Linked DNA regions of Homo sapiens: region 1 is linked to region 2. The links are chromatin contacts, found by Hi-C or POLR2A ChIA-PET in ENCODE. All regions are on one chromosome and are shown on one strand. Each heading gives the region's core, a stretch centred on a gene start or an enhancer-like site at or near the end of the contact. The rest is flanking DNA. Distances are from core to core; before and after follow the strand shown.

The links. Hi-C counts contacts between places; a loop is a spot of excess contacts on that map. ChIA-PET counts read pairs that join two places held with the same protein, here RNA polymerase II (POLR2A). Pooled maps may share reads with other maps.
Region 1: a pooled map shows a loop between it and region 2 (2.6-fold over the local background). The contact joins two enhancer-like sites. A Hi-C loop is called at or near these places in 2 of 50 pooled maps. POLR2A ChIA-PET finds 5 or more read pairs at or near these places in 6 of 52 experiments (AG04450, B cell, H1 and 3 more).

What each region holds. Positions count from the first base shown.
Region 1 is chr17:65,151,760-65,157,802 of GRCh38, forward strand. RGS9 (regulator of G protein signaling 9) reads left to right here. Exons shown (of 19, transcript NM_003835.4): 2 at 1,663-1,759. Among named protein-coding and RNA genes, the nearest start is that of RGS9, 17 kb to the left of the region's middle. RefSeq lists an enhancer at 3,517-3,676. Within about 2 kb of position 4,597, at least 5 of the 41 ENCODE cell types and tissues checked have a DNase peak (open chromatin) inside an H3K27ac peak, as active enhancers do.
Region 2 is chr17:64,982,594-64,988,672 of GRCh38, forward strand. No RefSeq gene overlaps it. Among named protein-coding and RNA genes, the nearest start is that of LRRC37A3, 66 kb to the left of the region's middle. RefSeq lists enhancers at 2,313-2,592, 3,210-3,509, 3,790-3,839. Within about 2 kb of position 2,763, at least 28 of the 41 ENCODE cell types and tissues checked have a DNase peak (open chromatin) inside an H3K27ac peak, as active enhancers do.

The DNA.
Region 1 (6,043 bases), core at 3,347-5,846, 170 kb after region 2:
CCTTAGTGAACCTTTCAATCACTTGCAAATGCAGTTTATTTTCGCTCTTCCAGGGCTCTGAAAGTCATGCCTCCTTACCATCTTCCTGGCCACTGCCTCATTTATTTATTAATTCACACATCACTTGCTTACTGGGTACTATCTATGTGGCAGGCATGCTTCCTGACACTTGACATCCAGCAGCAAACAACAACAGAAAAAGACCCCCAGGAAGAGCTTGCTTTCCAGGAGCTAGGGGAGATGCACCACCGACAATGTATTAACTAGGTCAATTATTTTGTATGTTTGAAGACCACACATGCTCTTGAGAAACGGAGCAGGGCGTCAGGAGTGCCAAGGGTGGAGTTCAGGGTTGCAGCTTTAGGAATGGTCAGGGTGGGCCTCCTGAGACCATCAGAAGGGGAAGAAGGTGAGGAGGGAGCCAAGTTGGTCTCTTGCGAAGACTGGCCCAGGTAGAGGGAAGAGCCAGAACATGGGACCCGCCCAAGGCTGGCTGGGAGTGTCCTTGGTATGGCTGGGGGAAGGAAGGTGGCCAGTGTGGCTGGATCAGAGGGAGCCGGTGGGGAGTGGGTAAGAAAGAAGTCAGAGAGGAAGGGGGTCCCGAACATGTAGACCAGTAGGGGAACTTTATCATTTACTTGGAGTCAAGTGGTCCTTGCAGTGGAACAGCCACGCAGAAGAGTGACATATTCTAAAATAATGGAAAGCCCATCTGGCTGCTCTGCTGAGAATACAAAGAGTGGGAGTGTTAAGGGTTGAAACGCTGTCATTTCTTTTCTTTTTTAAAAAGAGACAGGGTCTCGCTCTGTCACCCAGGCTGAGTGCAGTGGTGCGATCATAGCTCACTGTAGCCTGGAACTCCTGGGCTCAAGTGATCCTCCTGCCTCAGCCTCCCAAGCAGCTGGGAACTACAGGCATGTACCACCACGCCCAGATAATTTTTAAGTTTTTCGTAGAGGCAGGGTCTCACTATGTTGCCCAGGCAGGTCAGAAACTCCTGGGTTTAAGCGATCCTCCCGCCTCTGCCTCCCAGATTTTGGGATTACAGGCGTGAGCCACTGTGCCTGGTCACTGTCGTTTCTCACCTGGGCTGTATGCAATAGCTTTGAATAGGTCACTGCACTTTTTTCTACCTCTGCAAACTTCTTCACACTTCAGTGTTCTTCTCTCTGTCATGGGCCAAATTTCCAGAACGCTCTCTAGGAACAGTCACTGGAATAAAATCCACACTGCAGGGGTGGCTTTGAGGTCCATGTGGTCTGGCCTCCACTGGCTTTTCCAGCTGCAACTCCTGCTGTTTTCTGTTCCACTAACCCTGGGAGCTGTCATCCTTCCATGCCTTTGCCCATGGTGTTCTATCACTTTCTGTTCAGCAAAATCCTTTCTTGTTAAGCTCCATCTTTCCTTAAAAGCCACCCCAGAATCTCCCAGTCAGGATGAATCTGCGAGTCTTCACATGCAGGGATGGGATCTGTGTCTGTGGAGCACACCTTAGTCCTGGTTGCATTAGAGTCACTCAGTGCCCACCTGGCTCCTGTACCAGATGGGGAACCCCTGTGTCCACCTTTGCATTTTGAGGTCCCTCTCAGTGCAGTGGAAATTGCCCTGCACAACTTTCAAAATTGTTCTCGTCAGTCGGCTTTTTCCTGTTCTGTCTTGCAGATTGAAGCGCTCGTGAAGGACATGCAGAACCCAGAGACAGGGGTCCGAATGCAGAACCAGAGGGTCCTGGTCACCAGCGTTCCTCATGCCATGACAGGTGATGTAGCTTGCACTTTAGTCTTGGCCTGGAATAGACCCCACAGGCCCAATACGGCCCACCTCCTGTGTTTGTAAAAAACTTTATTTTTGGCCAGGTGCAGTGGCTCACGCCTGTAATCCCAGCACTTTGGGAGGCCGAGGCGGGTGGATCACAAGGTCAGGAGATCAAGACCATCCTGGCTAACACGGTGAAACCTTGTCTCTATTAAAATACAAAAAATTAGCTGGGCATGGTGGCAGGTGCCTATAGTCCCAGCTACTCGGGAGGATGAGGCAGGAGAATGGCCTGAACCTGGGAGGCAGAGCTTTCAGTGAGCAGAGATTGCGCCATTGCACTCCAGCCTGGGCGACAGAGCGAGACTCCGTCTCAAACAAAACAAAACAAAACAAAACAAAGCTTTATTTCTAAATAAAGTTTTATTGGAACATATCCATGTTCACTCATTTATGTATTGTCTATGGCTGCTCTTACACTACAATGGCAGAGTTAAAATATATAGTTGTGGCCAGGCACAGTGGCTTACACCTACAATCCCAGCACTTTGGGAGGCCGAGGCAGGTGGATCACCTGAGGTCGGGAGTTCGAGACCGGCCTGACCAACATGGTGAAACCCCATCTCTTCTAAAAATACAAAAATTAGCCAGGCATGGTGGTGCATGCCTGTAATCCCAGCTACTCGGGAGGCTGAGGCATGAGAATCACTTGAACCCGGGAGGCGGAGTTTGCAGTGAGCCAAGATCGCACCACTGCACTCCAGCCTGGGTGACAGAACAAGACTCCCACAAAGCTGAAATGTTTATTTACTATCTAGCGCTCTACAGAGTACATTTGCTGACTCCTGGACTAAAGTCTTCCTCTGAGGAAGGGGTCAGGAGGGAGAAAAGGACTCAACAGGTCATTTCTTGAAGCCATTCCTCCCAGAAGGTCATTTTAGAAACCTTCACTGTCATTTTTTGTTTTGTTGTTTTGTTTGCTTTGTTTTAATGAAACCAAGTAGCAGAAAAAAAAATACTATTTAGCAGAAAAAAGTTGGCCTTTGTTTTGCTCCACCGTTTACCTTCTAATTCATTTCAGGCCCTTCTCAACTGCCCTGTGGGAGTGGTGCCACTGTCTCCTCTCTGTGTGTGGGGGTGAGGTGCCTACAGAGCATCATTTGGGGATATTGGCAAGAAGGGCTGGACGCCAATATTAAGAGAGCATTTTGGTTAATGTGTTACCTGTTTTCTGATCTTGATTTTGCAGTAAAGACAATGTTTCATACTTAGGCGTATTGCCTGCAGAAGCAGACAGCTTCTCATAGCCCAAGCCCGGGCCTCACCACGGCTGTGCTCAATGTGAGGCCTCCCTCTCTATGCCACCCCTGACCTGACTATTTATTTTTCACTCAAGGTGCCCTAGTCTTTGCAGAGACAAGCTGGCTCACAGCTTCCCCTTTCCCTTTCTGACTGCTTAGAAGAAAGGATGCCCCCACCAGCAATGTGTCACTCAGGTTTCCTTGCATGCAAGCAACAGAAGACCCACTCTTTTGTTGGAGCAAAAGGGGAAGTAATTGAAATGCTATAGAGCAGCTCATGGAGGAAAAGGAAACACTGACAAGCCAGACTTTGGAAAGGCCAAGAACCAGCGTAGCTCTGGGCACCCAAAGAGTGGAAACAGGGGGCAGACTTTTCAGGGTGCCTTTGTGTCCCCCATCACCTCAGATGCAGCTGGGGCAATTCTTCCTGAAGGCATCCCTGACCCTGTCCCCCTCCCTGCCTTTGACTGTCATTAATTTTGGCCTGAATTCTCTACTGGACTGGGGCCCTTTAAGGGAAAGTACCTTGTCTTGCTCATCTGGGTAATCCCAATGCTTCTCAGAGCTGTGTTTGTAACAGATGGTTAGTAAAAGTTTATTGAATGCATGAGTCACTTATTGTCTGTCCTTGTGTGGAGAGTGAAGGATTAAATCCTTCAGGTGTCTTTTCTAGCTGTAGCCCTGGTCTCAGTTTACTTTCTCCATTGTTTTTGTTTGTTTGTTTTGTTTTGTTTGTTTGTTTTGAGACAGGGTCTCATGCTGTCTCCCAGGCTGGAGTGCAGTCATAAAATTATGGCTCACTGCAGCCTTGACCTCCTGGGCTCAAGTGATCCTCCTGCCTCGGTTTTCCAAAGTGCTGGGATTACCAGCTTGAGACTCCACAGCTGGCCAGTTTTCTCATTTTTAATGCAAGAATGGCAATCCCTCCCTAAGGGAACGAGTGCAGGAAGGAAGTGAGAGAGTTCTGTGCAGGTGCTGAGTATGCAGTGGGTGCTGGATGGTGGTGGTAGCTAGTGCTTTCCCACACATTGTCTGTTAACACTCACAATAAAGTTAAGGGTAGATATGACTGCCCACTTTTTGCACATGGGGTTATGGAGACCAAAGAGTTTCAGCAACTTGCCTTCATGTCCTTAAGCTCATTTCATGAGTGAGCTTGAATTTCAGCCCAGCAATGTGACTCCAGAGTCCATATATATATTTTATTTTTACTTATACTTTTTTTTGAGACAGGGTCTTTCTCTGTTGCTCAGGCTGGAGTGCAGTGGCACTATCTTGGCTCATTGCAGCTTCTGCCTCCTGGGTTCAAGCGATTCTCATGCCTCAGCTCCGGAGTAGCTAGGATTACAGGCACCCACCACCACATCCAACTAATTTTTGTATTTTTAGTAGAGATGAGATTTCACTATGTTGGTCAGGCTGATCTCGAACTCCTGACCTCAGGTGATCCACCCGCCTCGGCCTCCCAAAGTGCCGGGATTACAGGCATGAGCCACCGCGCCCAGCCCAGAGTCCATATTCTTATCTACTGTCAGTTGTGCACCAGCTGCTTTCCTTCCCTGCACACGGGGCACACTTGGTTCCTGGATTTGGGCGAGGTCGCCCATCCTGCCATGGCTTCCTTGTTCCTCCTGCACAGGTGAATTCCAGCTGCTGTAGAAACAACACAGGGAGAAGCCCTGGTCCTGCAACAACAGCACCGATAAAAAAAAATTATTTAACTTCTTGGACGGCAGGCGTCCCAGGGCTTCCTCGGGACAAAGGTGGCTGATGCGGGAGGCTGAGCAGCCTGCCAGGCTGTCAACGTAGACCGCGTGGTACAGATGCTGGTGGCACCATAATCTCATTTGATCTATTTCGGGAGGCAGTCAAGTGGATGAGAAAGCCCTCGGCTCCTCGGTGGAGAGAGCTAATCAGTCTGATGTCTGCCTAGGTCTGTCTCTCTGCCTGCGCACCACTGTGTAGCATTTAAAGAGAGAGACTTGGTGTGGAAAGTCTAAACACCCAGTCCTAGGAGTTTAGATGAAGGATTTTGCTTTTGAACAGCCATCCAGGAGTGAATGATGCTAAGAGCAACAGAGGGAGAACCATGGAAAGCCATGACAGTGTGCATGTGGACACTGACAGAGATCATGGCTGGACATTTGTGTCCTAGGGTGTGGGCATGAAGGGAAGAATTACAGGTTGTCTACACCCAGCCATGGTCGTAGGCAGGCAATTACGCCCAGAGAGCGTGTATATGGGTCATAAGAAGAAATGTCCCTGCACCGCCTCCGAGGAGGGAAGTATCATTGGCAATTATCCAGACATAAGAACACAGGGAGTGGAGTCTCAATCCTGGCCCTCTTCTTTGATGTGTTATGTGGGCCTGTTTCCATGCAGACAGGCTTCCAGCTTGGCCTTTGGAAAGCAGGCTAAGATTGCTGGAAAATGTGACCATTGGCATCTGCACGATGGTATCTGTGATGCGGTGCTTCGTTCCAGGGCACCTTGTCTATCTTCTGAGATGCTATTACCTTGTGCCTACGAGCTGTACCTTCTGCTTGTGAGGTGAGAGGGCCCAGGCTGAGGGAAGGGGCTCAGAGCTTCTGTGGGGTCGTACGGCAGCTCTGGGCTTGTTGGTGGAACTTGGCTTGCCTTGACCCTTAGATAAATCTGAATCCTTGAGGGGAGCAGGTGGGTGGGACGGGTGTACGGGTGCACATTCTCTCCTGGCCTCTGAGCCCGCCTCTCCTGCTGTTTTTCATGCCATTTTTTCATGTTTTTTTGTGTGTTGTTCCCAAGCCAGCCCCTAAGATTTGCAGGGCCTGGGGCGAGAGTACACATGGAGCCTTCATTCCATCATCTAAAGTTATAAATCAACTAGGATAGGTCCCAACCTCCTACCCTGACAAAAGTACCTTCACAATGTCATGGAAGGCCAGGTTCAAGTTTAGAAGTTTCTGACTCCTCGGAGTTCTGCCTGGGAACTTGGGGAGTTGGAGAGC
Region 2 (6,079 bases), core at 1,513-4,012:
ACATTCCTATCTATACTGGTCATCCATGGGCCTACTGCATAGCTGTTCCTAGGACTGCAACTACACTTTGCTCTGTTGGATCCCCTGTTTCTTAAATTACTAAATTCTGTCTTCCTCTTTCCTGGCCTACTCCTTTGGTTTCAGTAGCACATCCCCAGAACCTTCTGGAATAAAGGTACATAGAGATAAATATTTTGAGAACTTTGACATCTGAAAATGTTTTTATCCTGCCCTCATACTTGATTGAGAATTTATTGAGTTGGTGTGGAATTCTAGATTGCAAATCATTTCCCCTCAGAATTATAAACAGTTTGCTCCAGTTTCTTCTGACTTCCAATGTTGCTACTGAGATGTTCAATGCCATTTTGATTCCTAGTTCTTTGTATGTTATCTGTTATTTTTAGGAAGATTATAGGGTCTCCTTTTTATCCTTAGCGTTCTGAAGGGTTATAAAGATGTGCCTTAGCCTGAACCTTTCTTCTCATTCATTTTGTGGCTCACTTAGCAGGCCCTTTGATACTGAGACTCTTATCCTTTCATTCTGAGAAATTTTCTGGTATTATTTTTTTGATAATTTCCTTCCCTCCATTCTTGCTGGATGTTGGACTTTCAGAATAGATCCTCAAATTTTCTTATCTCTCACATTTTTTCCATCTTTTTGTACTACATTCTGAAGTTTTTATCAATTATTTTTTTTCTTTTTCTTTTCTTTTCTTTTTTTTTTGAGACAGAGTTTCGCTCTGTTGCCCAGGCTGGAGTGCAGTGGTGCGATCTCAACTCACTGCAACCTCCACCTCTTGGTTTCAACCAGTTCTCTGCCTCAGCCTCCCTAGTAGCTGGGATTACAGACACCCACCACCACACCCAGCTAATTTTTTTTTTTTTTGTATTTTTAGTAGAGATGGGGTTTCATCATCTTGGCCAGGCTGATCTTGAACTCCTGACCTCGTGATCCACCCATCTCGGCCTCCCAAAGTGCTGGGATTATAGGTGTGAGCCACTGTGCCCAGACTTTATAAATTATCTTCTATCTTTTCTTTTGAATACTTACTTTAAACTATTCTGCTTTTCAATAGCCAAAATCCCTTTCTTGTTATGATTATTTTATTTTGCACCCTGCGATGGTTTGAATGTCTGTGTCCCCCCAAATTTCTATGTTGAGACCTAACCCCCAACGTGATAGTATTTGTAGATGGGAACCTTTGGGAGGTGATCAGGCCATGAGAATGGAACCCTTATGAATAGTATTAGTGCCTTTATAAAAGAGACCCAAGGGAGTCAGCTCACCCCTTCCTCCACGTGAGGCCACTGCAAGAAGACACTATCTCTGAACCAGAAAGCAGGCCCTCCCCAGACACCAAATCAGCACCTTGATCTTGGATTCCAGTCCCTAGAACCATGAGAAATAAATTTCTTTGTTTATAAACCACCCAGTGTATCATATTTTGTTACGGCATCCTGAAAGTCTAAAATACATCCTATTTCATGGATAAAATGCCTTTTCTTATTTCTCTATAGATAGTAACTATACTACTTTTGAAGATTTGTTCTGTTGTTTCCTCTGTTTTGGTCTTTTTGTTTCATGTTAGAACTTTCCATAAACATCTGGTAATCTTTGGCTATCTGTTAAGATTTCATTATGAGGCACAAAAAACTGGTGGGGGGTTCTGTGTGCATGAATGTGGCTTATTCTCAGAGGCAATCTGGCAGATAATCAGCTTATTCACTGAGGGGATTCTCCCCAGTGTCTGAACTTGAAAGTTTCTTCTCTGCGACCATTGCATTTTTTTTCCAGAGTAGGATCATTTCCTAACTGACTGCCAGTGTTCTGGAAGCAGGTGCAGTGAAGAGCCTAAGAGTCCTACTAATGTGTGTGTGAATTCCGAATCCTTAGTCACCGTGTTCATCCCTAACCCATACTGCCACAAGGACTCTCAAGTCTCACAACTAATTCATTTTAACATGAGAAGATATTAAGAGGGTTAAGAGGTTCTCCATGATTCACCTACTAGTGTGAATTCATATCTTCTCCTTTTGCTTTTCCCCTGGCCCTTAGCTGATATCAACTGCTCTGAGGAAATGGAAGTCTGATTGGTCAGGAAGCAGGAATAGTGGGTAATTTGGGGTCCCAGACCCCCCTTAGCAGGCAAGCAGCCCAGAGGTGGGTAAAGCACTTTAGGAAAGGGTGCTGCAATCCAGGGACTACGGCCCTGGACCTGGACGCCAAAAGGGAGTTGAGAAAGTAGAAAAGAAAACTACTTATGCTTAAATTGTGCTCAGAGCCAGGTCTCTATGCAAAGGAGCAGCAGGTGACCTGATTTCTCCCTCCTGCACTGCAGAGAACCTGCCCTCAAAGACCCAGAGCTCAGCTTCAGTAGAAGTTGAACAGCACTGTGCGAGCGAACCTGAGAACCCAGTCACCCTGAGAAAAACGGTTTCTAGGAGAAAACACATTCTTTGATCCAAACAACCAACTTACAAATGATCTTTTGGACCACGTCCTGCCTGCAAACTGAGGCTCAATTCACCTTTAATGGGCCAGCTCTGGCAGTGCCAAGGGAGAGAGGCCATTAGCAGAAATGAAAAAAGCAAGAAATCTTTTAGTCCATTAGGTTAAAAGAAGATTTTTCATGCTTTATTATTTATGATTTGCGACTTCAGTTACTGTTTCCTGGAACAAATGTTATGATTCAACTTCTATTTACTGAAGCAAATAGATGCTTATCAGCAGTCATGCTACAAATCACAAAGCAGTCAGTAAGGCCTTTGGGGCTGTGGCCTCTTTTGCAATTCTTTGATGTCTTGTCAGGCAACTTATTTTCTGTGCCTTAGAGAGTTTCCAAAAGCTACCACAATCTGATGTGTGTGTGTGTGTGTGTGTGTGTGTGTATACATTTGTGTGTGTATATCTACATGCACTCTTTCTGTCTCTCTTTCTCTCTCTCTCTATATATGGCATATAAATACAGTAAATTCAAAGAATTGAGCAAAAGCAGATTTTGGTTTTTACTTTAAGAATATCATTTCACTTCCTGAAAAATTAGGAATTAGGAGTCCTAAGAATACCACATAGCATTTAGGAAGACTTGAGTGGGAGCTAAGAAAGTTCGAATGAGGGGAGGAAGAAAGTCCCTGGTCAGCCCGGTATAGTGACTCAAGCCTGTAAACCCAGCACTTTAGAAGGCTGAGGTGGGAGGATTGTTTGAGCTCAGGAGTTTGAGATCAGCCTGGGCAACCTAGCAAGACTCTGATCTCTATTAAAAAAAAGAAAGAAAAGAAAGCCTGGGCAGTGGCCTCAGTGAACCCTCGAGGATGCTGTGATCCTCTTGGTGACGTCCCCAGCCTCTGCTTCAGGATGACAGCATGGTCTCCTGCACCATAGCTCGGTCTGAAATTTTCGGTTTTTCTTTCAAGTTCCCCTTTTTCAGTCTTCAAGGGGGATGGAGGAGGTGGCCTGAATAAGACATAAATGAAAGAGGAAGTGTCTCAGCACCAACCAAACGTAAAACAGCGACAGCGACCCACTTAGCTTGTGACCTCTACGGAAATACTGAAGACGTCCTCTGTGTCCTTTTAGACTTTCTGGGGGAGGGGACAGCTGCTGCCCAGAAGCAAGCAGCTTCCTTTTGGCCAGGTCAGTGCAGGGAACCAACAAAGACAGGGACCTGTGGCCAGAAGAAGCACAGCCACAGCAGGTATCTGATTGGACTGAGCCAGGAAAGGCCTTCTTGCCCTTAGGGACCCCTCAAAGCTTCTTTCCCACAAGCTGGAAACTGCTTGGCTCACTGCTGTCCTAAATGCAGGTGCCAGCCGAGGGGGTTACCCTAGGACCGTGAGCCATTAACAGCTTGTCTCAAATACGCTTCTCCAAGGCAGTCAGCGACTCCCCACTGAACACCTGTGGGTTCCTGCTGGTGCTAACTTAGGCACAGGGCTAGCAGGTCCCTCCCCTGTAGCAGATGATGAGAGCAAGTGTGGTGCAGGAGGAACTGGAAAGAGAGCATCGTCAGAGGCGACACTTGCGTGGATTAAAACCATATATTCTTGTGCAATGTAAAATTGCCAACTTGCATCAGCATAACGAAGGACACACTTAGAATAGAAAAGCTGAGGAGGACAGAAGAATAGGAAGAACAACAAAATCATGCCTGGTCCTTTTGCCCAGAAATGACCCATGTGAATCTTGGCTGAACTTTTAGACTTTTTCGCGGTGCACATTTCTGAACATAATTTGACAACGTGGGACCTCTAGAATTGTACATTCTAATTTTTCAGTCCATTTATTTCTTATTCCAGAAAGAATCCATATATAAGGATGGCTCATCACAGTGTTGTTTTTAATTGTGAAAAGCTGAAAAATGGATGCTCGCCACTAGTGTTTATAAATAAATTCAATAAAGTTATGCTCTCACAATAAAATATTATGTAATCATTTAAAAGAATAATCTCATGCTCTGCGTATTATCATGGAAGGATGTCCACAAGGTCTTGCTGAAATTTTTTTAAAAGTCCCAAAACAGTGTATATATAATTTGAGACTATTGATATAAAAATATGGGTGTATATGTGTGTAAAAAAAGATGTTTGGGCCGGGCACGGTGGCTCACGCCTGTAATCCCAACCTTTTTGGGGCTGAGGTGGGCGGATCACTTGAGGTCAGGAGTTTGAGACCAGCCTGGCCAACATGGTGAAACTCCGTCTCTACTAAAATAAAAATAAAAAAAATTAGCTGGATGTGGTGGTGCATGCCTGTAATCCCAGCTACTCCAGAGGCTGAGGCAGGAAAATCGCTTGAGCCAGGGAGGCGGAGGTTGCAGTGAGCCGAGATCTCACCACTGCACTCCAGCCTGGGTGACAGAGCGAGACTCCATCTCAAAAAAAAAAAAAAAAGGATGTTTGCCAAAATGTTAATAATGGTTGTCTTTAGAAGGAGGGCTTTTTGTGCTGTTTACTTTCTTCTTGATATTTTTTAGCAATTTGTTTTTGCAATGAGCATTTACTAGTTTTATATTTTTTAAACTATTTACCTTGAAAAAATTAGGTAAATCTATACTTACCATATAAAATACATTTATTTTGTAGTGAGTGAAAATGAGGGTTACAAAATATATACATAGTATAATATCATGTTCATATTTTATAGTTTTATACATAAATTTACATATTTTAGTTTAAGTGTTTATAAATACAAAAATACATTCACACATTTGAACATATATATAATATGCATATACATTTTACATGTATATATAAAAAGTTTTAAAACATATATTTTTATTTTTTAAGATTACTCTTTTTTTCTTTTTTTTTTTTGAGACAGAGTCTCACACTGTCGCCCAGGCTGGAGTAGAGTGGCACGATCTTGGCTCACTGCAACCTCCACCTCCCGGCTTCAAGCGATTCTCTCGCCTCAGCTTCCCAAGTAGCTGAGGTTACAGGCGCCCACCACCACGCCCAGCTAATTTTTTGTATTTTTAGTAGGGACGAGGTTTCACTACATTGGCCAAGCTGGTCTCAAACTCCTGACCTCGTGATCCACCTGCCTCAGCCTCCCAAAGTGTTGGGATTACAGGCGTGAGCCACTGTGCCTGGCCAAGATTACTCTTATATTTTGAATAATAATTGTATTTCCATTCTGGGGAAAAGAGTAATATTTTGGAAACCAGGCGCAGTGGCTCACGCCTGTAATCCCAGCACTTTAGGAGGCCGAGGCGGATGGATCATCTGAGGTCAGGAGTTCGAGACCACCCTGGCCAACATAGCAAAACCGTGTCTCTACTAAAAATACAAAAATCAGCCAGGCATGGTGGCGGGCACCTATAATCCCAGCTACTCGGGAGTCTGAGGCAGGATAATTTCTTGAACCTGGGAGGTGGAGGTTGTAGTGAGCCGAGATTGTGCCACTGCATTCCAGCCTGGTGGACCGAGTGAGACCCTATCTCAAAAAAAAAAAAAAAAAGTATGATTTTGGGCTAAGTCTTGGAGGGGTAGGGACGGCCAGTCCAGGGCAGCCCAGGCTGAGGGCACAGCATGTACCAAAAACACAAAGCCACAGCAGAGCAGGGCCATGCGTGGCACA